Linked DNA regions of Mus musculus: region 1 is linked to region 2. The links are chromatin loops, found by intact Hi-C in ENCODE. Cell type or tissue: heart. All regions are shown on one strand. Links, peaks and the distances in the headings refer to the core of each region. The heading gives the core; the rest is flanking DNA. Region 1 holds the start of Wscd1 (WSC domain containing 1). Region 2 has its middle 21 kb from the start of Gm46262.

Evidence for each region. Hi-C counts contacts between places; a loop is a spot of excess contacts. Peaks named below come from ENCODE experiments on the same cell type or tissue, not always from the same donor. Only the 100,000 strongest peaks of a DNase experiment are listed, where the experiment ranks them.
Region 1: it touches region 2 in a loop (1.9-fold over the local background); 2 of 42 quality-filtered maps call a loop at or near these places.

What each region holds. Positions count from the first base shown.
Region 1 is chr11:71,743,336-71,755,747 of GRCm38, forward strand. Wscd1 (WSC domain containing 1) reads left to right here and starts at 7,680. Exons shown (of 9, transcript NM_001357965.1): 1 at 7,680-7,894. In heart, for the core only: CTCF peaks have their summits at 6,530 and 9,402 (motif pointing right); DNase peaks (open chromatin) are centred at 4,546, 7,526 and 8,037; H3K4me3 peaks cover 1,497 bases; H3K27ac peaks cover 839 bases; H3K27me3 peaks cover 4,239 bases.
Region 2 is chr11:71,985,387-71,997,798 of GRCm38, forward strand. No RefSeq gene overlaps it. Among named protein-coding and RNA genes, the nearest start is that of Gm46262, 21 kb to the left of the region's middle. In heart, for the core only: a CTCF peak has its summit at 6,311 (motif pointing right); no DNase peak of the experiment used is centred there; H3K27ac peaks cover 124 bases.

The DNA.
Region 1 (12,412 bases), core at 2,564-10,563, 240 kb before region 2:
CCCCCCAGTATCCCTGGGTCACCTAAGATGCAGAGGAGACAGGGAAAGAATGAGTATCTCCACCTGTGTCCTAAAGATGCCTGGGATGCAGGAGGCATGGAGAATGAAGACATGGCCCTGTATCCTGGCTCTATCTCTTGATAATCTGCCAGTGGCACATTCAGAACTTGATATCTCCAGAATATTATTTCAACCTCCAGCCATCTGCCCGCCCTGATTCTGTTAGAACCTCTTCTGTGGAAGTATTTCTTCCCTGTCTTTCCTCAAGTCATTGTCCTGCTCTCCCTTCCTGGAGTCAGGGCCTTATGCTTTGAGGGGCAGTGTCTGTGAACACATGATGCCAGGACCTTCTACAACCACCTTAGTTTGAGATACCCAGTGATTTGCAATAAGCTTGAAGGATATTCTGCCTGAACAGTGGTCCTGAGACTGTCAAGGTCATGCAAAGCCCAGGCACCATGAGAAACCATCAACAGAGGACGCTCACTGGGCAGACAAGACAGCTCGTAGCATTCTGCAACCCTGCAAGGCACCCTGAGGCAGAAAAGGGATGTTAATGGAGAAACTGGTGAGATCCAAATTAAGTTCAGAGTTTAGCTACCAGCCATGTACCAATGTCAGCCAAGGTCTCAATTCTGACAAAAGCAACCATAGAAATACAAGATGCTGGCCACGGGGAAAATGATTGGAGGTATGGGAGAATCCCATTCTCTGTGCAACTTGACTGTGAGCTTTAACTTATTCAAAAATTGAAACCTGGTCTTTTATACCAGTGCTGTATGTGAGAAGTATGCCAGTAGCTTAATTGAGATCATTTGCAGGTTCAAGACCTTTGGTGACAGACTTACAGGGAAATCTTTAAAAGCGGGACAAAGCCGAGCTGCTGCTTCTTTAAGTATCAGTGTCTGATGGGTAGACAGGATAGGCAGAGAGAGAAAAACAGGGTGGAGGCACTTGCACCATCCTCTTGTACTAGGGCTTGCTTGCTAGCTTTGAACCTTCTAGCTGACAGCTGACACCATGGACTTCATGTCTACTCCAGCCCATGCTGGCACGTTGAGGTTCTTCATGGCTTTCCATTCCTCTGATTCACCCAGTTTCTGCCTTTACAAAATAGAAGATGGAACCAGACATCTGTAACCCCCATGTAAGGACTCTCATTCCAGTACATGCTGTGCTGTTCGGTTCAGTGCTGGGATGGGGACTTGGAAGAATCATCAGAGTGTCTCTTACTTCTGTACTCTTCTAGAAGCACAACCTGGGCATCAAACATTCTCAGTCTGAACCGTGATGCCATAGTGTTTCCCCCACGGGAGAATTTCCTTCCAAAGCAGAGCAAATCCTCTTTCATCCCACCTCTGCCTGTCAGCCAGGGTGATGTGACATTCTAGATCCCTGGTCATTTCAGCAGTGTTCACATCACGGTCACCAGAGCAGATTCCATCTGGAGAAACCGTGTCGTTCATCATGAGAGTGGGACAATTCTGTCCATCCTTGAGCTCCTTGCCCAGTTCTCATTGCCTAACTCTAACTTTTCCTACCACAGCTACCACCACTGTTGTCTTAAACTCCTCAAAGTCATCCACGAGATGTAGAACAACTCCTTCCGAACTCTAGCCGATGTTACTATTCTGACCTCTTCTGTGAGTCTTTAACATGCTCAATGGGATCTAGAACCACTAATCCTTTCTAGAAGGTCCTTGGTTGATTTTTCCTGGATCCATCAGAGATAACACAAGCTAGAGCAGTCATAGCCTCAAAGAAAGGTATTATTTTTTTTAATTTTTTTAAATTTTCCGAGACAGGGTTTCTCTGTGTAGCCCTGGCTGTCCTGGAACTCACTTTGTAGACCAGGCTGGCCTTGAACTCAGAAATCCGCCTGCTTCTGCCTCCCAAGTGCTGGGATTAAAGGCATGTGCCACCACTGCCTGGCAAAGAAAAGTATTCGTAAATGGTAAGACTGAGAGCTGAATTTGCTCCCAGATCTTTGAGCTGCAGACTAGATACTGTGCTAGTGGGAATGAAAGCAAAACAAACTAAACTAAAACACTACCTCTGAGAGAAGCAATACACTTTCCTCAGCTAGACACCGGGATCCAGAGACATGAGCTTGTACCAGGCAACACAGCTGTCTTAGTCAGGGTTTCTATTCCTGTACAGACATCATGACCAAGAAGCAAGTTGGGGAGGAAAGGGTTTATTCGGCTTATACTTCCATACTGCTATTCATCACCAAGGAAGTCAGGACTGGAACTCAAGCAGGTCAGGAAGCAGGAGCTGATGCAGAGGCCATGGAGGGATGTTCCTCACTGGCTTGCTTCCCCTGGTTTGTTCAACCTGCTCTCTTATAGAATCCAAGACTACCAGCCCAGGGATGGTCCCACCCACAAGGGGCCTCTACCCCTTGATCACAAATAGAGAAAATGCCCCACAGCTGGATCTCATGGAGGCACTTCCCCAACTGAACCTCCTTTCTGTATGATAACTCCAGCCTGTGTCAAGTTGACACACAAAACCAGCCAGTACAATAAATAGCCTTCAGATCACGCCAACCAAAGAAATCTTTTGCATTGTGCCCTTTCACCACCTCTGGATTTCTATAACTTTCTGGGGTTTCTGGTCCATGTCTTGGGAATCCAGCTTCTCTGGGAATCATCAGACCAGCACTGAGGGAGGCTGCCTGATCCTAGGCAGGCACAGGCTTGCTGCCCTGTTGCACACCCCCACAGCTCTGCCTTCTGCAGGCCCATCTCAGCAGGGGGTGCAGTTGCCATCTGTGTGTAGCTGGTATCTTTGCAGAGGCACATTTAAGTCACTGCTGCATTCACAGGAGAAAGCAAATCAATACTTACAGCCCAGCAAAGTGCCGACTGGAGCCAGCCTCCAGTCTTACTGAAGGTACAGCATGAAGCACTCATGGCACCATGCGAAAAACTAGAAGGGAGAAAGGAAATTGGGTCTTCTCTTCAGAGATGTTCTCAAAGAGTCTCCCCATCCTTGAAGGTCACATCCTCAGAAGATGTATGGGAGTGAAGGCAGCCTTCACAGGCTGCTTGAGGACTCTCAGTCCTCACAGGACCTTAAAGGCCAGAGCAGTGGAGCAATAGCTGCATAGGTAAAGAGGAAAGCATTCAGACACAAACAAGTGCTCCAAGTGCTGATGGGCACTGGTTTCTCATTTTGACACAACCTCCACCCCAACAGGTGGATACCATAGAGTGAGTATCCCCCTTTTCTCCAGGGTCACACTGGCGGTTAGTTGACTCTGGGAGCCAATCACAAGATTGCTGGGGACCAACAGAGATGTCTGCAACCAGAGCAAGAGTAGGCAGTTTCTTGAGTTCTTCAGAAGAAATCCAGCATCCATTAGAGACCTACCGGGGTTCCTGGAAAATGTCACGTTACACATATTGAACCTTAGAAATTGATTACACTTGAGACAGGCATGGTGGCTTGTCTTGCCACTAAGACAAAATATGGAACAAAAGCAACTCAAGGAACAAGGGATTTATTTTGGCTCACAGTTTGGAGGTATACAGTTCTTCATGATGGAGAAGCTATGTCAGCAGGAACCTGAGGCAGATGGAGTCATTGTATCAATTTTAGTTAGCAGAGAACACCGAATGCAGTGCTCAGATCACTTACTCCTTTCTGTATACCTGTTCGTCTGGTAGGATGGCATCACCCATACTGAAAATATGTCTTCTCATCTCAAGATCATTTTGATAATTGTACACAGCCAGGACCAGAGAATTACTCTAGATAATTCCTCACAGGTATGCCCAGGGACATTGGTGGGTGATTTGAGAGCTTATAAACTTTATAGTGTTAACCAACAAACTGGTTCACACCTACAATTTTTTCACTGTGGTCTTCAAAATTCCCAGTACTGTGACCCTTTTAATACAACCTCATGTTGTGGTGACCCCCAACCATAAAATTGTTTCTTTGCTACTTCATAACTATAATTTAACTACTGTTATGAATTGTAATGTCAATATGTGGTAAATGCAGATATTGATATGCAACCCCTGTGAAAGGGTGGTTTGACCCTCAAAGGGGTTGTGACCCACAGGTTGAGAACACTACCTCTACACTTGGGAGACTGAGGCAGGAAGATTGCAGGTGAATTCAAGACTAACTTGGATTATAGGGTAAGTTCCAAGCAAGTCTGTAATATGAAGTAAAACTATCTCACAAATAACTAAATCTTAATGAATGTTGAATGAGCATGCACTAAGGGTTATGTATACAATAGCTCTATATGAGAGAAACTCCCCCTGGATATCTGGGGGCTCAAATTCTAGCTGTGGGGCCTTTGAAGGTTAAAGAAAGGACAATGAGCCAGAAAAGATGTAAAGTGAAAGGAGTAGTCAATCTTGTGAGGCCTGGGGAGTGGACAGTGGGCGGCTGCTCTAGCTGGACTTCCTTTGGCCTCCTGGACAATGAGCTACTTGGAGAAGGGGCAGACACTACAAACCTGGGGGCCTGGGTAACACTGAACAGCATGTGGCACTTCTGCTCCTCAGGAAAAACCCTTGCATGGAATACTTACAAAAATAGATCGCATGCTGTGTCCGGTGCTGCTTTGCGTACACACATATTGGTCCAGATTGGGGGTGGGGGGCCATTCCTTGTCCAGCTTTCCATGCCAGATGCTTCTGTAGTGGACTGGATCAACGGTGTCCAGTATTCAACAGGAATCTAACACAGGATGGGCGTCGCTCTCAGTGACATGAAAGGAGAAAGGAGGAGAGGCCAGCCAAAGGAAAGGGAGGAAAGGGAAGGGGAGAGGTGGGAAGGGGAGGGGAGGGAGAGGGAGAATGGAGGAGGGGAGGGGAAAACCCCAGGAGCTGGAGTTAGAAGGCAACACATAAACTTGGGATCTAATGATTAAAGTCACAAACAGGGACAGATGGAATAAACAGGCAAACCCAGCGAGACAGGAGTAGTACGAGCTGAGACTATTTTAATTCTTAGTCTTAGCCTTGCAGGGGAAGCAGGGGTGACCGCATTACTCAGGCAGGAGTAGCTGGATCTGTGTCAACACTGTTGTGGGACCACCATAGAAGTCCATGGGGCATTAGGATGCCTTTAACATATGGGAGGAAAATGATATGGAGCCAACTGCCAGTGGATCTTAGCTATGTGGCAAGGAGATCTAGGCACAGGGAGGGGCTTGGCATGGTTTGAAAGGGGTGTTGCTATCAGGGCTACCCAAGCTGGCTTCTTGAACCTTTATCTGCAACCAGTGCTAAAGAGGAAGGCTTTATTCCAACACAGAAATACTCATGCCCATTTTGACACCCAAACTGCCTTTCCCACGCCCTTCTCAACTCACTACTCTATGGGTTCCTCCTTGTACCTCCTTTCGTAGTGTCTCTTGTCAAGTTGGCAGGCATACCTACCTGGAGACCAGGAGGTGCTTCTTGGCATGCTGCGCGTTGCAGGTGCAATCAGACACGGGACTCTTCCCTTAACATCCCCTCCACCCTTCATACACTTCACACAGACAACTCAGCTCCACATCTCAGGTGGCTGCTGCTCTAGGTGACATCTCCTCCCAAGAAGCAGCAGCTGCAGAGCAGTGCCCAGAATCGCGAGGAGTGCATCTGGAGGTTCTCAGGGCTGTCCTCACTGCAACCCTTGGGCAACCATCTCCTTTTGTGCATCAAGAGCATTGTCTTTGAAGTGGATGCAAATGAAGGTAGTTTGTCATAACTATTAAGTGGGACAAAGGATATAAGAGGGTCATGGGTGACTTCATGGACTTACGGCCTGTGCAAGACACAAGAGTCTGTTTCCCAATAACCCTAAACTCTGTTTTAAAATTACACCTTTGCAGATCTGCAACCCTGTAGGTGCAACACTATGAACTAACCAGTACCCCAGAGTTCTTGATTCTAGCTGCATATGTATCAAAAGATGGCCTAATCAGCCATCACTGGAAAGAGAGGCCCATTGGACACGCAAACTTTATATGCCCCAGTACAGGGGAACGCCAGGGCCAAAATAATGGGAATGGGTGGGTAGGGAAGTGGGGGGGGGAGAGTATGGGGGACTTTTGGGATAGCATTGGAAATGTAATTGAGGAAAATATGTACTAAAAAATTAAAAAAATTATACCTTTGCATCTTGGATAATTTGTTTGTTTGTTTGTTTTTTGCCACTGGACCCTATAAATTATGCAGTCAGTCCTGAAGAGGGTTCAAACACAAGACAACATTGCAAGAGGATTCATTGAGTTACAGCTGATAACAATGATTAAAGGCTATGCAGAGGATACTTTCTTTGCAGGCCTGGAATGCTGAGATAGCACAAAATCCCTCTGCTCCTACCCAAAACTCCCAAGGCTCCAAAGAGTTCAACCTTCATCCCCAGACCCAAGACTCTTCTGTGTAAACTTCAACAAGCCCTTTCCCCACCAGGGTGCCTTTCGACTGCACCGCCAGAAGCTTTCTACGGGTCCCCTTCCAAGCCCCACTGCTGCCCTGCACCTGTTGAAAGCCCACTTCTCTGAGTGGCTGAGCAGCTCTGCCCCTAGCGGAAGTTGGAAGTAAAAAACTTCCATTCAGGAAGTCCGTTAGAGCCACTGCCACCTGCTCCTGATGCCTCCTCTCATCCTGTCCCCAGCATCCAGCAGCCTCCAAGAACATCTTGGCTGTCAGTCTTGGGTGAGAACTATACCCACTGTTGTTTAAGGAAGAGCAGGGTAGATGCTGTGACTTGGGGGCTTCGAAAGGGGGAGCAGAGCTTCCCAGTGGGGTAAGTCTTTATTTAAAAGGAGGGCTGTATATAGACCTATGTGCCCCCCCTCTCTGTGGTGTGTGTGTGTGTGTGTGTGTGTGTGTGTGTGTGTGTGTGTGTACCAGTGAGGCAATGTCCCTTTACACTCTATATCAAGAAGGTCTGTCTCCCTGTGTCAATGTGGGCAGAGTGATAAGCTGCTGGCAGAACCCCAGGTGTGTAAGGAGATGGTGTGAGTATCTTTGCCATTTTGTAATTCTGTGGTACTGTCTCAAATTGTGTGTGTGTTTCTAGCAAGTGCTTGTTTCTGAGTGGCTGTGTGTCAAGGAGAGTTAGGTGAATGTGCCTAGCTCCCCCAGTATGGGACAGTAATCCAGTGTGTGCCTGGGTATTTACATTAGAGTGGTACAAATTTGTGTGGCTCTGTATGTGTGTGCAACTGTCCGTGTCCTAGCTTGCTTCTGAGTGAGTGGAGCAGAGTACAGAGTGTGTGAGTGTGGGTGTCTGGTGATTCAGTGTGTATTTGTATCAGCCACTGTGCGTCTGCCACCACGTCTGCATCTGAGTGTGGCGGCGTACTGCTGCGAGTGGCGATGCCCAGTGTATTCCTGTGTGCGTCTGGTGTGAGCACCATGGTGCGTGCTAGAGCCGGCTAGGCTGCAGTGGTAGGCTGTGGCTGGGCGGGTGCAACAGAGTGGTCAACGTCTTGTCTTGGCGGTGGCGAGTAGTGCGTGTCACCCGCGGTATGTGCGTTGTCTCGCAAGCCCGGACAGATCACCCACATACCTCCCGCCACGAAGCCAAGCTGCGACCCTTCCTGGGAGCCTAGAAGAGGGGGGTGCGCGGAAGCCTCTAGGACCCGGCGGAGGCCGGCCGCTGTCCCCGGGCCGCGCGAGTGAGCATGTGCAGACCGGGCGCCCGCTCGCCCGCTCTGCGCCCGCCACTCGCTGTACTCCGCGCCCGCGGCTCAGCTGGGCGCCCGCCCGCTCCGCCACTGCTCAGCGCGGAAGTCCGCAGCCTCGGGGAGCTGCGCGACGCGGGCCTGGGAGCGCGGGTGCGCTTGCTACAGGCGTCTGAGCTTTGGGCACTGCGGGCTGCGGGCTTGGCGCCCCGGAAGGCGGGTGCCCCAATCGGCTGTGATCGCTGGGTGAGTCCTGTCTTCGAGGTCTCCCAGCCAGGACCCTAGCACGGGCTGCGAGCCGGATCTACCCCCGCCCCGGGCAAACAAGTTTGTGTAGATGCGACTGGGAGCGCGCGGGGTTGCACCTGCTGGGGGCGCGGGGTTGCACCTGCTGGGGCGCAGGGCGCGCTGGCGAGGCGCCTTCCCGGGGCCGGCGCGCCAGGACCGTGGCGGATGTGTGGGTAGCATCTCACCACGTCTGGTCTTGGCTGGATGTGCACAGGCAGTTGCACCAGCCGCTTCTCCGCCGGAATCCCGGGGACGTCCGGTCTGACTCCCCGGTCGGGCTGAGGGCAGGTTTTGGGGTGCGCACAGCCTCCCTCCTAGGTGGAGACGTTCGTCAGAAGCTGCTCCCCCCTCTCTCGTTCCATTCCCAAGCTAGGCTTCCGGTCAGCGAAGGGTTTTCTCCGGTCTCTTGATGAACTTGAACACAGGCAGAGGCAAAACAGAAACGTATGTATTTTGTTGGAAGAAATTACCCGGTGTCGCGCTTTGCATCTTTCTAAGGTGTGGATGGAGACTCGTGGCTGGATGCTCTGTGTGCTGTTTTTCTTTGCTAGTCAGAAGCATCCCTGGCTGGGTCAGCTGCTTCAGGGTAACCTATCTAACTGCTTTTCTGGGTGTCTGTGCTCCGCTGATGGTCTTAGTCCTACCAGCTAGTCCACGGGGAGTCCGAATGGGAATAGGACCTCTGCCCCATCTGCTTGCTGACAGATTGGCAGTTTCCAGCACCCACAGCCCTACCTTGGGACCCGGCCCTCACTCTCCGTCGTAGGCTGTAGGCTACTTTTCAGACAAAATGAACAAACTCGGTACTCCCCTGTACTTTTGTCACCTCTTCTCTCCTGTTGCGAGAACAGTATTCTTATATCTACGGACCAGCTTTGGTAGGAACCCATACGTGGGGTTCAGGAACTCAACATCAGATACGGGAAGTGAGGGCTGTAAGGATTGTAAGAATAAGAGGAGCTTTATGCTGGGCTGGGTGGCTCTTTCTGTAGACAGTATCCTCACTTGGTGGCTATCTAACTGAATGACTACACGTGCTGGCCAGAGAGCTAGGGAGAGCTTTCTTTGTGTAGGTTTGGTTTCTTCCAAGCATGACCTCCTACCACACATATATTCTTAACTGAAATCCCTCAAGAAGATGCCTGTGGGGAGGGGCTGCTAAGCCCCCAGGTTCAGGGAAGAGCCAGGCATCTTCCTTTGTAGTGGTTGAGGGCAGCTTGGCCAGCTACCAAGCTGGGGGTAGTGGGTGCAACTGTCCCCTTATCTCCCTGACATCATGACTACTCCCAGCCATCCCAAAATTGTCCCATCGATCTTTGGAGGAAACTTATCTTGGGGTGAGGAGATCCCTCTTTTCAACGGGCACTGAAGTCCCTGGCATAGACAGTACTGTCCTATGCTTTGACCAGAAGTGGAGAGCAACTTGGATTTAGACAGCAGATGAGACCCCTGTCCTTTTCTTCTATCTGCCTCCCCCAGCAGGTGGCACCTTCTGGGCCATCATTTGGCCTGCTGCTAAATGTGAGCCTCAGCCTGGCTAGTTCAACCCAAAGACTGCAGCGCTAGTCAGCGAGTCTCACAGATGGTTCTTGTAGAATCACTGAGCAGAGCCTGGGAACCCACAGCCTCCAGGTCCAGGCTGAGCCATATGTGAGCAGGGACTGATGGGAGAGCTGCACTTCTCTTTGCAGATACTCCTGGCTTGTACTCTCATCTAGCTCCATCCTGGCCAGTTTTCCTGAGACCAGCTCTCTTTGAAATTAAGACCAAGTACTTGGGGGCAGCTCAGCATTTAAACCTTGGGGGTCTATGTCCATACAACAGGAGTGGGAGTCATACTCACAGGTGGCATCCCAGTATCTGATCCAGGCTGGTCTGGAGGTCAGCACTGCTTATTTGGGGGGCATGACCTAATCTTTCTCTGGACCTCATAATTTTGTTTTCTCTCTCTCTTCCCTAATTTCTCCACACCTTGATTTCAATAGCCACCATGTCAACCTGTATCTAAAACACAATCCCTATGTGTCCCTTTGAGGGGCCATGGTCAGGGAGAAACTCTACACGTGTACTTTCTTTTGGAGGGAATAGAAGTGAATGGCAATTGGGCTAGATTTGTTCTGCAAATCTTACAATGCTGTGTGCCTCTGTATCAAGGCTCTTCCTCTTCGCTGGGATGGGAGCTTCCTCCCAAAAGGTGACTGCCTTGGTCTGAAGGGACCAAGAGTAAGGAAGGACAGGGATGCACAAGGTGTCTTGGGCCATCTCCCATAACTCGAGTCCCTGTCCTTTGGCAGGAAAGGAACCAGAGAAAGACAGGGCTAACCGACTCACCTATCCAGACTTATCCAAGTCCCTGAAATACGTTGTAACATCTACTTAACCTGTTGCGTTCTGCACAAGGCCCAAGACCACGCGCAGGGACTCACCGTTAATGGGAGAATCATGGAGGGAGATGAACCAAGTAGGGTGCTGATTTGAAGGGGTTGTGACTGGCTGTGCTGTGAAGGATTGGGCCCTGGGTCAACCAAATAGAGAGGGGGAAATCCCAGCTGCATGTGGCACTCCATCTGACACTGGGGCCATGTGACAGCCAAGTGATGCCACACACTTGGAATCAGAAAGCTGGAGTTCCGACTAGCACTAGCCATTTATCTCTGTTCCAGTTAATTAGCCCCCAGTGTTTTACCTTTTGCCTCTATGTAACAGTGATAATGACTCATAAATTAACGTCATGGGCCTGTGGGAAGATCACTCATTCATTTGTTTATCTGCTCATTCATGTCACACACTTGGTTGTATGTGAAACCACGTATAACCTCTAATGTGACATCTATAACTTTAGTGTTCATAAGGACTTCAGCCTTGAGTCCACTGAAGGTTATGTACCCCATTTGCATTGAAAGGAATTTGACCTTAGCAATGCTATTTTTACTATTTGTGATTGACAGATCATCATGGTATATTTTAAAAGGCTACCCTGTGACATTGGGCCTATGTATATAATATGAAATGATTAATCTAATTAACTCTTATGTTTTATACTTTTAAAGAAAATTTGTATGTGGCCGTGGGGTATGTGTGTGTGTGTGTGTGTGCACATCTGTGTGTGCAAGCATCTGCAGAGGCCAGAAATCAATGTTAGCCAGTCTTCTTGGTTGTTCTCCACATTATTGTGTTTGGGTTTTGTTTGAGACAGGGTTTGCTACAACCCTGGCTGGTTGGAACTCATTTGGCAGACCAGGCTAGCCTCTACCTCCAGAATGTTGAGCCTAAAGGTGTGTGCCCCCACCTCTGGCCTCTATATTATTTTATGATCCAGGTTATCTCACAGAGCTTGTTGCTTCAGCTGCTCTCTCTCTCTCTCTCTCTCTCTCTCTCTCTCTCTCTCTTTGGTCAGCAAGTCTCTGGGAACTACCTCTCTCCACCTCTCCAACTCTGGGGTTATAGAAGCGTGGCCGTGCTTGGCTTTTGCCGGAATGCTGGGGATCTCATGCTTTCCAAGAGAGCACTTTGCTATCTCCCCAAGCCCCCAGAAACATCTGTATTTGATTTTTTTCCCTTGAGTTCTGAAGTTCAAAGAGTTTTTTCCTCTTCAAAATGGAGCCCTTACCCCATTTCAGCAAGGGTCTGCAGGTTTGTGTTTTGTGGGTATTTTACCTCCCCCCATTTTCAGCTGCAGACCAGGAATGCAGGTGACCCTGGAGTGAGAGCAGTATTCCCAGAAGCCAACAGAGATACTGACAGTGCCTGGGAGTGGCTTGCAGGCTGAGAGACGATGTAGAGATATTCACAGGCAGAAACCCAAGCCCAGCCACAGGTCGCCATGTATCTAGCCTCTCTGTCAGTACTGCAGAACCACTCTGCTTCAGGAGTTGAGGAGGTTTTAAGGAGGAAGTGTTATTGAGCTGAGCCTTGAGGGTGGGGAAGTATTTCAGGTCTGTGAATTGGGCAGAGCATCCCTGGCTGGCTGACTAACATGCACCATCAGGAAGCTTTGAAACATCTCATGCTGGCCAGGGACACTGGTTTGGACATAGGGTTCTGTAATGAGTAGTCTGAGGGAGGGAGGAGGCTGGGCGTGAGATGAAGCCAAGACACTGAGTGACACTATGGAGGCGTTTGGACCAGTTCCTCCTTGCCCTGTGGCCCCTGCAAGCTGTAGCACAACTAGTGCAATGCACTAGGATAGATGCTTTCTTGAAATGCTGGGAGGGCATAGCCTCTGGGAGAGAGATGGGATTCAGGGGACGAGCATTGAACGGAGCATCGGAGGATAGAGAAGGTGAAGTGAGGGGTGGGAGAACACCCGCAGCCCAGCCCCACTTGCAGCTTCACTGAGGTTCCAATGCGTAGAGCTGCTGGCTTTTAGTTGGTCAATGACCTGGGACTCTGAGCAGCTGCAGCATAGGTCCTTATCTTGCCTGAGGAGCAGCCTGCCAGACTTTGTGTTTTGTCTTTAGGATGCCACCTTATGTG
Region 2 (12,412 bases), core at 2,149-10,148:
ACAGAGGAAGAAAATAAAAACAAAACCAAACATGTAGGACCGAGACAGACCAGCTGCTGCTTTTGAGGTTTTGGCTATTTGCCCTTCAATGCTCTCCCCATTTTTGGCATCATGGGTGCAGAGACACACAGCATGGGCTCAGCCACACCTGCTCCCAACATTATTCCCACACAGCTCAGCTGATTTCCCTAACAGAGGAGCTGTGGTTTGTAGAAAGTCAACCCTGTGGCCTGTGCACTACACGAAGGCAGGGCACCACATGCCTCACTTTTCTCGGTGTTCTGAATACCCAGCCTCAAAGAGAGCACCAAATGGAGGCTAGGAAAACACTTGTAGGATGGCTGGAGGAGATGCAGGCAGGCCTGGCTGGGCATAGCTCCCTGACTACTCTCTGCTGGGCCTGTAGCCATTCAAGAGAGCTAAATCTATCCCTATTGAGACCAGGAGAGAGAGCATCTATCCACACACCTAGAGAGATGGATGAAGGTCACAGACAGCTGGAGTGGGAGGGAGCCCTTTGAGAACTGAACAGAAGGAGTCTCTCCCTAGCAGATGTGATCACAGGAAGCCCAAAGATGGTCAAGAGAGAAGCAGAGGGTTTCTGACTGGAGAGGCAGAGAAGAAGGAAAGCAAGGGCAGGAGAAGGCAGGCTGCAGCATCCTTGGGGATTCTGTGGGAATGGGGACTTCAAGCATACTGGGAGCAAGAGGATCTGTGCTTTGTGAGGATCCTAGTGGTGAGGGCCCCACTGTGGACAGATGCCGCTGAAGGCCGTGAGCCCAGGGGCTGCTGCATTCATCGGTAGTGAGATGATGTGACCGGAACCCAGGTGGGAGGCTAGAGAGACAAGGCCACACCTTTCCAAAACCACCACCAAGGAGAAAGCCCCAGCAACACTGAGGGACACAGTATCACCTACTAAGGTCCAGACTGGGACCCTACACTGAAACTTTGCCCCCAGCAATCTGAGCACTTGAGATCCCACACCGGTTACAGGTTAATTACTGCCAGACAGGGCAGCCTCTGCGCAAACACAATGTTTGCATAAGAACAACAAATGCCTCAGGCTCAGGCTCAGTTCCTCAGAGTCCCCCAGTACTGAGTATGCGCTCTGGCTCTGCCCCTCACTCACTGTGAAACCAGGAAGATGACTCCACCTCTTTGAGCCTCAATTGTCTCACTCACAAAGAGACAATAGTGGTTCTGGCGATGAAGCCCTGTGACACAGCCAGGATAGCAATAATATCCATAAAGCTCCAAGCTCAAAGCCTCCTCTTGCTTCTGCCACAGTGCAAGGCTGGGCACATCATGGATGCTCCAGGAGGGAAGCACGGTCAGCTGCTTTGCTAGGATTTTGTCCTACATGACAAAGGCACTGGGAAGCTAGTAAAGGCTCTGGGAGAGAGGAGGGGACAGAAGGGCCATTGAGTGAACACTGAACCACAGCCGGTGATCTTCCCAGTCTGTTTCTGTTTCTGTTCTTCCCCGAAACAGAGCCCAACAGCACTGTGAGGAATGTGCCAAGGACCTGGCATTATTAATCATCTTAAAAGCAAACATTCATCTTAGTGCAGGGGTTTTACTTCTCTCCTCTAATAATGGATTAGAGCGCCCAGATATTAATGGGCCAGATAATTTACGTTTCGCTTAAACAGAAAGAAATAAACCATCAGACTCTTATGGCGACACTGCTTTTCGACAGATTGAGAGATAGGCCCGATAAACTGCTCTAAAATGCGCACATCGCACGCTCATCCGCCCATACACAAGAGTACGCAAACAGTTTGTAACGAGCGCTGTGATTTCTGTACACAAATAATTACCGTTCCCCCTGAAGGGCTTTCCTCTCCTCCGTGCCTTCCCAATTGCTCAGGGCAATTAAACCACAAATCCCCTGTGCTTCTGTTATAAACTCTGACCTCAGTCCCCAGTAAATCAGTCCTTGGAGGAAACAAGGTCCATCAAGAGACAGCAAGATGGGCTATGGACAGTGTCCTCCCTTCCTCAGTTACTCTCCTAACAGGCATCCTAAGGAGGTCTCTTCATCTCCGTCCTCCCTGTTTGATCACTGTAAAAAATTGGCTGTCATGAATTGTCTCAAGTTCCAGAGAGCAAGTGAGAAATGTCAGAAGGCCTTGCAGGGTGACTTACCCCTACACAGACACAGGAAATATAACCTTGCCCAATTCTTAACTTCCTGGAATGTCGGTTCCCCACCTATTCGAGAAAAGGTTTGGTTCTGACAAATCTAGCTTCTGCAGGTGCGCGCACACACACACACACACACACACACACACACACACACACAGCTCATCTAGGGGAATCACTCCCTGTACATGCTCAGTACGTAAATGAGCTACCCACTGGGCACAATCTGTCTCTAGGGAAACTGCCCACCCCTGAGAATCCCCAAGTGAGCTAACCTCTAAGCAAGCCCAGGAGCTCAGGACTTACCTAATCCCTAAGGGAGTTACATACTGAGTTTATTAACTCTCCAGATGAGCTACTCACTGAGATTAATACTCAGCTGAACTGCCCTCCAACCATGTGAAACTATCAGGTGAGTGACCTAATGAGCATGCTCAGACTCACATGTGTTGCCCACTGAGTATGCGCAAATCTCAGTGCCCTGCTCACAGGGCGTAACTCAGTGTAAGTCCATCAAATCCCTCATCTAAAGCACCAAGCAGACTTTGTCTCCCAGCGTATTCAATTCTTTAGTGAAAGTTTAGCCTGTATTCTTGTATTTCCCAAAATTGGAGAAGTACACAGTAGGCCAACAAGAACAAATCTAGGATCTTAGGCCAGTCTGCTTTTGTTAAGGTAGAAATGATTGTAGCGTGTGGGGGGCTGGGTTGCATGATACACTAAACTAGATCCTTACAGATAAACCTTCTCTAGTCAGCACCCCCAAACAGAGCTGCTGCTCCTCACAGGTCCTCAAGCTCATCAGAGCTATAAGCACTCAGAATGTCTTAATGTCATCCTCTAAAATGACCTCTTTGACATTCAGGTATCAGTCCACCTCAAAAGAGACCTCGCATCCCTCTCAGGTACACAGAAAATCCTCACCCAAGCAGGCCACATGCTTCACAAAAGAGCACATCTCAGCAAGTTTTTAATGATTAAAAAAATCATTCAAGTCATAGTCTCTGGTCGCATGGAATTAAATTTAAAAGGAATACACCAAGGTTGGGTAAATTAAACAAACGCTTTTAAGTAAACCGCAGATCGATGAAGAAGTTACAAGGGAAACTGGAATAAAGCTCAAACTAAATGATAACGAAGGCAGTGTATTACAGTTTGCAAGGCACAGCTGGAGTGCTAAGGAGGGGGAGGGCAGAGCTTTAAATGCCTAAACTCAGAAAGAGGACAGGACACTAAACCTGCTGTCTAAACTTCCACATACAGATTTAAAATTAAATAAATAAATAAACCATACAACATGGATTTGGTTATTTGGTTTTATTTTGTTTTGTTTTGTTTTTTTCTCAGAGTGAAGGTCACAGGAGAAGACGGTAGACATGAGCAGGATAAGAGGTGAAAGATCAGAGTAAATGGTGTGAGATTCCCAAGTAATCGATTAAAAATAATTTTTTAAAAATTAAAGCTGTGACCACTCACCAGTAACGTATCTGTCTGAACACATAACATTTCACGGAATCTCCAAAAACATACCAGAATTAAATTCATCAATCTTGCAGGATAAAATATCATTATCCAAAAATCAATTCTTGTCTTACCTATTAGCAGAAGCATATTGAATTTTAAAAAAAACTTCTAAAATTATCATGGGCAATAGAATTTTTTATTACTTAGAAATGAATCAAATTAAAAGTTGCAAATTCACTGTGCTGAGAACTAAAATCCGTTGCTGAAAGAATTTTTAAAAGACCTAAATAAGTGCAAAGACATTCCACATTCATGCACAAAGCTTGGTACCTTTAAGACTTTGTTTCCTATTCAATTAGCCAGTCACTCACAACCCAAATCCCAGAAGGGGATGTGGAAAAGTGAAAATACAGAAAGAGGTGAACGACCAGCCTCTCACTGTTCCTTAACTGTGCCAATCAAGTCAAGGGTGGTCTGGGAATGAGAATCACAGTCAGAACACATGCTCCAAAACGGGGCTCACATGTAAGGTCACAGTCAGAGCACATGCTCCAAAACAGGGCTCACATGTAAGGTCACAGTCAGAGCACATGCTCCAAAGGCTCACATGTAAGGTCACAGTCAGAGCACATGTTCTAAAACGGGGCTCACATGTAAGGTCACAGAACACATGCTCCAAAACGGGGCTCACATGTAAGGTCACAGTCAGAATGGGGCTCACATGTAAGGTCACAGTCAGAACACATGCTCCAAAACGGGGCTCACATGTAAGGTCACAGTCAGAATGGGGCTCACATGTAAGGTCACAGTCAGAATACGTGCTCCAATTGGGGCTCACATGTAAGATGACTTAATCCTTTGACAAGTAACTCAACAAGGGAAAGGAGATCTTCTTTAATATGGTCCTAGGACAATGTATACAGAAAAATCTTAACTCCTACCCCATCCCATACATGAAGATTAATTGGAGATAGAGCCCATCTCTCCTTTTGGCTAAGAACAAGTGCGGGTAGTTCATAAAGCAAGCATACTGCAGAAGAAGATCCTGGAGAAAATGAAAAGATGTCTCTGAGACTTGGTAAAGACAAATAATAAATAAATTCATCCAAATTAAATCCCTACTCCTCCAAATACAGTGTTAATGGAATTAACAAGCATCCAACAAACTGAGAAAAAAATCATAACACAGACGTCTAACGAAAGAACTCTCTCCAGACTACATCAAAGACTATTAACCAACAGCAAAAAGAAAACAGTACAATGTTCAAACCGGGTTAAAGGAGCTACAGGAAACTACTGGCTACTGAGAGAGGGAGTAGTCCTCCCCTAGTTAGCTGCTCAGTATCAAGTGGTCAGTCCTAAACAGAGTCAGATGGCTGCATTTACATATCTAATCATAATATATATATATACATATTCATATACATATATATATAAATATATCATTAAAGACAAAGAGGTCATGCATTTGAGAGGAGTGAGGAGGGAGACATATGAAGAGTTAGAGGGAGGATGGAGAGTGAGCATTGTGACATAAACACAGTGTACATTTTGAATTTTTTAAATATATTTAACTTTTTAAAATGTTTTAGGAAATAGGAAAGAGGCTTAAAAAGACATTTCCTGGCACTGGGGAGATGACCTTGCAGGTAAAATGCTTACTGTAAAAGCATGAGTGTCTGAGTTCGGATCTCTAGCGCCCATGTGGAAAGCTGGTGCCTGCTTAGAATCCGGGCTCTGCAGGGCAAAGATAGGTGGATCTGGACAACTCATCTAGCAGAAGCAGCAAGCTCCAGGCTTTGTAAAGAGACACTGTTTCAAAAAATGAGTGAATGAGGGCGACATCGGGATATCAACCTCTGGCCTCTACATGCACCTACTCAAGTGAGCAAATACATACACACACATATACATATACATGAACATATTACACATGTACATATGTGCACACATATACACATACATGCATATACATATGTATACACACATACATATGTACACACACATATACATACACACATATACACATTTATACAAAGGTACTCCACAAAGAAGATATTATGAATAGCTTCTCTGGATGAAAAATTCTTAATATCAATATTCATACCCACAACAATACATCTTTTTTTTAAAGATCTAGAGCCTCGTGCTCACCAAGAAAGTATTCTACTACTAAGCTACAACATCCCAGCCCTTGGGTTAAGAGAGCATCTCACAGTACAGCACAGACTGGGTTTAAATTTGTGATCCCTCTGCCTCCACCTTCCCAAACACTGAGATCACAGGTTTGTGTCATCACACCAACCTTCAAGCGTGCTTTCAAATGACAGAAAATGAGAGCAAGGAGTCTTCTGGTGGAAACAGTCTAAAACTAGACAGTTGCACGACTAAATAAATTTACTGCCATTGAACTCTGCCTCTGAATAGGTGAGCCTTATATCTACATTATTTCTCAGTACACTCACACAATGCTATTGAAAGCATAAATCATGAGACAGACTTTAAAGGTGAAACTGAATTGTATAGAGAAGCTGAAGAATGATAAGCATAAAATTCAGGACAGAAGTTATGTACGCGAGAGGATGAAGTCATAAGCTGAAGGAGAATGCTGAAGGCTATTGGCAATCTCCTTTCTCACTGTACTGATTGGTGAGCATAGTGGCCCGGAATAAGAAATGTTCCTCCCATGGACTTGGTTCCCAGTAGGTGGCACTGTTGAGAGGGATACTTTAGAAGGTGGGGCTTTGCTGGAGAAAGTCACTGGGCATGGACTTGTGGACTTAAAGGCTCTCTCTACTTCTTGTTTGTGTTCTCTCTCTCTCTCCCTCCCTCGCTCCCTCCCTCTCTCTCTCTCACTGCCAGTATACCCTGCCTTTCCCGATGTTATAGACTCTAGCTCTCCAGAACCATGAACCAAACCAAGCTTTTTCTTCCTTTAAGTTGCTTTGGGTCATGGTCTTTTATCACTGCAACAGAAAAGTAACTACTGTGGATTTTATTATCTGTAAAACAAATGAAAACTAGCAGAAATAAACTATAAAGGAGATTGGGGACTGACGTGTTACGGGTCTGCATTACAGTAACAAATCACCCAGTGGGAATCTGGCGGGGTAAAGCTCAGCCTTGTTTAGGAAAGAGGATTCTACCATGGCAAGGCAGAGTTAGAAGACAATCCCCCAGAGGCGAAGCCAATGGAGAGCCACATACACTGACAGGCAGAATTGGATAATGAAGGAATAAACAGTACAAATGAAGAAAATCATGGTGGGCTGACAGCCTCTCTATTTTCGAATGGAAAGGGAACAGGGACAGCAGCATGTCCTCCCAACCCCCGCATAGTGCAATTTAGATGCCAGTCCATATGCGCAAACAATACGCATGAACCTTCCTCAGAGTTAATTGTACTCTCTGGCTTGTTCAAAAAAAAAACAAAGCTTAGAACCATGGAGGAGAGCTGAAGGGCTCTGATCCTCCAATTCATGCCAGAGCCTCACTGGAGGCTGCTGGGTAAAGCACCGAATCTGCTGGGTAAAGCACCGAATCTGCTGGGTAAAGCACCGAATCTGCTGGGTAAAGCACCGAATCTGCTGGGTAAAGCACCGAATCTGCTGGGTAAAGCGCCGAATCTGCACACCTGAGAAATGGCTAGGTTCTGAAGCAGGCGAGGCTGCCATACCACATCGTCCTGCAAGGCCGGGCGTGATTCCTTGCACCTTTAATCCCAGCAGTTCTGAGGCAGAGGCAGTTTGATCTCTGAGTTCCAGGCCAGCCTGGTCAACAGAGGTAGTTCTAGGACAGCCAGGACTACGCAGAGAAACCCTGTCTTGTGAAACAAACAAGCAAACAAAAGGCACAAATAGGCATGCAAAAGTTAATGGTTCAAATATAGTTGACACACATTCCTGCCTAAGCTTTCCAGTCCAAAGACATAGTCCTGCTAGGGACTCTCCCTCATGACTAGGTCCCAGGGGTCCAGACACTTTTTGTCTTATGCCTTTTCTACACCCCAGGTTTTAGTGCTACCTGTTTCTGAAAGTCAGAGAAGACGAAATAAGGGAGCAGGAAAGAATACATATTTTTTGCATACATTTGGCTCAGTGGCCTGGAAGGAAAGATATCTAAGATAAAACACCACAAAGGCAAATCATCAATAATATCAATAGGTCCATAAACTGGACTGTCTAGAAATAAACATGGCTCCATCTGAATGGATTATATCACTGAGAGGACAAGAAACAAAGAAAACTTTCCTGGTCAGACACATACCTGGCAAATGTCTTACATCCAATGTACATTCAAACTCAAGAGTAGTAAAACCAAACTAGTTGAAATGAACCAGTGTTTTTTAAAGTATTTACAAAAGCAGATACCAAGAAACACATTGAAAATGTTTAATAGAATTAGTGATCAAGAAAAATGTGAGTTAAACCACAACAAATACCAGGATACACCTACCAGTGGGCTAAAATTAAGTGGGCGGGAGTGATCAAGTGTTGGTGACAGTGTGGACTATTGTGACTCTTCTATGTTGCTGGCCGACCTAGAACAGTCACTGCAGGGAACAGCTTAGCACTTTCATAAAAGGCACTTGCGGGGCTCAGCAGTTTCAATTCTCGGGAATGGAAAGTATAGATTCACGTGGAGACTAGACACAGGTATGTCTAGCTTTAACCATTGTAGCCAAAGGTCTGTCACAGATTATAGTGCATTCATACAATGGAAGGCTGCCCAATAGAAAAGGGGTGGGGCTACAGATCGCTACAGATGCAAACAACATAGATGAAGTTTCAAATCATGTGAAGAAAACACCCAGCCCAATACTGCACGCCACATGAATCCATGTATTCCTAGAATTCACTGCTTCCCCCAATCCCTAACTGGGGCATAAGAAATGTATTACAAAAGCATGAGAAGGTCCTTTAGGATGCTGCATACACTCTAAAGTGGCTGTGGTAGTGAAGCTAGGTACCAGCCTGTGTGCTGGAAAGGAACATCTCACTGTACACCAATCACCCCGAAATAACACAGTGAGGGGATGCAAACAGATGTGAACCTTAGCCCAGAAAGTACATCGATGACTTCTGCTCTCTTTCTTATGATTAGAATCCCAGCACTCAGGAAGCAGAGGCAGGCGGATTTCTGAGTTCGAGGCCAGCCTGGTCTACAGAGTGAGTTCCCAGGACAGCCAGGACTACACAAAGAAACCCTGTCTCAAAAAAAAAAACAAAAAAACAAAACAAAACAAAAAACAAAAAACAACAAAAAGCATGCCGTCATGAAGGCCACCCAACTAGAAGAGAGCCGACATGAAGGCCACCCAACCAGAAGGGAGCCTAAGAAATAGTATCCAGCTGAATAGCCATCCAGGAAGCAGAGGGGAAATTGTTTTGGTGAATTTGATTTGTCTTTATTGTCAAGTTTAATTGATTTTGGAATCACTTAGGAGTCGCACCTCTGTGTATGTATGAGACTGCTTCCAGAGAAATTTAGCTGAGGAGGGAAGACCTGTCCTTAATACAGATAATGCCATCCATGAGCTGGAGTCCTGTACAGAGAGAGAGAGAGAGAGAGAGAGAGAGAGAGAGAGAGAGAGAGAGAGAGAGAGAGAGAGCATCTCCCTGCTTCCTGACAGCAGACATGGTGTGTCGCCTCACACTCCTGCCTCCATGATAAAAGTACCTTTCAAGTATTTTTTTTCTTCCTTTAAGATGCTTTTATCAACTATTTTAATTATTACAACAATAAGAAAAGTGGCTGTTACTGTGAACAACAGCACTGTGGCCACAACCTACTTTCTACCACTCAAAAGGTTACTGGAGAGAGAGCCCTTCCAAGACAGGTAAGTTAGGCAGACTAGTTGTTGTTGTTGTTCTAACAGAATACCTTATGCTAGATACTTTGTAAATAAGAACACAATTTGGGAAGCTGAAGAACAAAACCTGAGTGGCCCTATCAATTCAGCTTCTGGTGAGGGCTCCCTGAATGTGTTACAACATGGCAGAGGAGCTAAAAGAGAAACAGCTTATGAATGCAGAAAAACCCAAGCCCGTGAAGTGACCTCAATTTATAACAATTCACTCTCTGGAACTGGAGTTACAATTGCTTGTGAGCTGCCCTGTGGTTGCTGAGACTCAAACCCAAGCAAGAGCGGCCAGTGTTCCCAATTACAGAGCCACCTCTCCAGTCCCTTGAACACTAACGTCTAAGTTGGGGTTTGTATTCTTGCACAAAGCATCACGACCAAGAAGCAAGTTGGGGAGGAAAGGGTTTATTCAGCTTATACTTCCAAACTGCTGTTCATCACCAAAGGAAATCAGGACAGGAAGTCACACAGGGCAGGAACTTGGAGGCAGGAGCTGAGGCAGAGGCCATGGAGGGATGCTGCTTACTGGATTGCTCTCCCTGGCTTGCTCAGCCTGCTTTCTTATAGAACCCACGAACACAAGCCCAGGGATGGCACCACTCACAATGGGCCCTCCCACTTTTGATCACTAACTGAGAAATGCCTTAGAGCTGGATCTCATGGAGGCATTTCTTCAAGGGAGGCTCCTTTCTCTGTGATAACTCCAGCTCAAGTTGACACACAAAACCAGTTACCACACCCATTTCAACACCCGCACACTGGGTAACAACCCCCCTAACACTTGACAACTGGGATACAAGCCACATCTACCTGTGTGGGATCAGCGGGGAAGAGCCTTCCAGAAGTGAAGACATTCCAAAACCCAGTCCCAAAAAAATAAAGCAAAGGGGACACATGATCTGAGAATAGGGACAAGCAATCTGAGAGCTAGTGAACTGCCTTGCACGGCTGGTGAAGAAAGGCTGGTGACGGAGGTAGAGATCCCTGAAGCCTACCATGAGGGGGACAGAGTATCCCACAAACCCTAAGAACTCTGGAGAGCTTACAGTGCGTTCAGGCTTTTACATTGCAACAATTCTATTTTCCTACGCCGTGCAGACACTCATCTGGCTCCTTCCCCTGCATTTGGAATTAATACAGATCGGTGTGCCCTAAAGGCTGGGCTAGAGGCAGCCTCTGAACAGCGCGCTGAGGAGAGTCTCAAGGGGTGACTAAGGCTGCACTCCAGGAAACAGGAAACTGGCAGAGGCAGGAAGTCCTGTGTGGCTGGAGCCCAACTCAAAAACTCTTCTCCTATCTGAGTCATAGCAAGACAAAGGCTGCTGTTGCCCAGCAACAGAAGCCCCAGCTCCGGGCTTGGATTCCAGCTGGCTAACCCTTCCCCTTCGGAGGAGGGGAATCTGATTTCCAGCTTTCTTTCTCACCTTCCTAAACTCACCTGCACCAAGCTACCTGACATTCAGCCTGTCCCAAAAAGCACCAGCTTGGGATGGAGGGTACAGAGTCTGCTGGGGCCTCGCCCAAGGGAGCACAGCTAACTAGTAGCAGACCCGAGCTGGGAGTACCAGGTGTTCTGGCTTCTTCCTTTCCTGCGTGAGACCTCTTTATCCACCAGGTGCAAGCCGGAAGTGCCTATGGCAAAAACATTGACGGCGTAGGAAAGAAAGATTGGTTCCAAAAGATGAAAAGAAAACCGAAAGATCAAATTGATTAAAACGTCGAAAGCTTATAAAGTTGGCCATTGCACAGGATTCGTGAATGGAGCGGTATAAAATGTATAATTGAACAGTCCCTTTTGACCAAGTCGTTTCTAAAGCAAATTTATTTTTTTAAAAAAAATCATTTGGTTTGTTGTAGCAAGAAATAAACCCGCACCTAATGAGAGATAAATATTATATATGACAAGAGAAGCTTCCAGAAGTAAGACGGTAACAACTCAGTGGAGGCTCTACACGGTACTAACCAAACCATCCTCTGGTAGACAGGGCTTTGAGTTAGAGCCTGAGCTAAAAGCTATCCCGGAGCAACTGAGTCCCGGCGAACTCTCCTCTCCTGAATCCCAAAGCTTGGTGTATAGCTAACTGAGCTGCAGTCTCGTCTCAGAGACAGCCGCTTCCCTGACTGAGCATGCTCACTGCAGCTCCCAACAGCCTGCAGAATCCGCTGATCCTATTAGTGATAAGGGGGCCAGGGAAAAGCCCAATCTCGTGTTGCAAACAGATTATGTTGATGGAAACAAGATAGAGGCTAGGTGCTCAGCGGCAGCGGGGTGCCTGGGAGCAGCTTCCCTATAGAAACAAGTAAGCACACCCATGCTGCCTGGGGAAACGGAAGATGAAGGTGCTGTAATCTCATTTTTAGTGAGATGATCTCCACATGCCTGAGGAGTCAGCTCCCCACCCCCACCCACCTTCAGAAGGCCTCTGGAGAGAAGTTTAGGGAAGCATATATGGGGTAGGGGGACACAGGCTCAGGACCTGGAGCCCTGGGCTCTACTCCTGGATATGATCAAACTAGCTGACATCAGCAGATAAATAGTTCACCCCTCTGAATCTCAATTCTCTTTGTGTATTAGATGGCAGGAGGGAAAGAGATGACCAACTCCACACTTACATCCAGCACTAAGAGGCCATGAAGGTTAGCTTCTCTCTGCATCCATGTAGTCCAGGTGCTCTGAGGTCTGAGTAATCCCAAAATCCCATCGGCCCTGCAGTAAAGGCTTCCTGGTCCCTATCTCTGGTTGACCACTGGGGCTGCTGGCCCTATCCTGATTCCATCACTTCAGTTGAATAGATGCCTGGACACCAGTGGTGTTGGGGTCTCAAAGTGTTTTTCCTGTTAACACAAGAACCTAATTGCTACCCACCCCTGCCTCTGTGCTGCCCTGGTCATACATTCTCCTCTGCCGTGCTCGGGAACCCTCAATACAAGAGTATA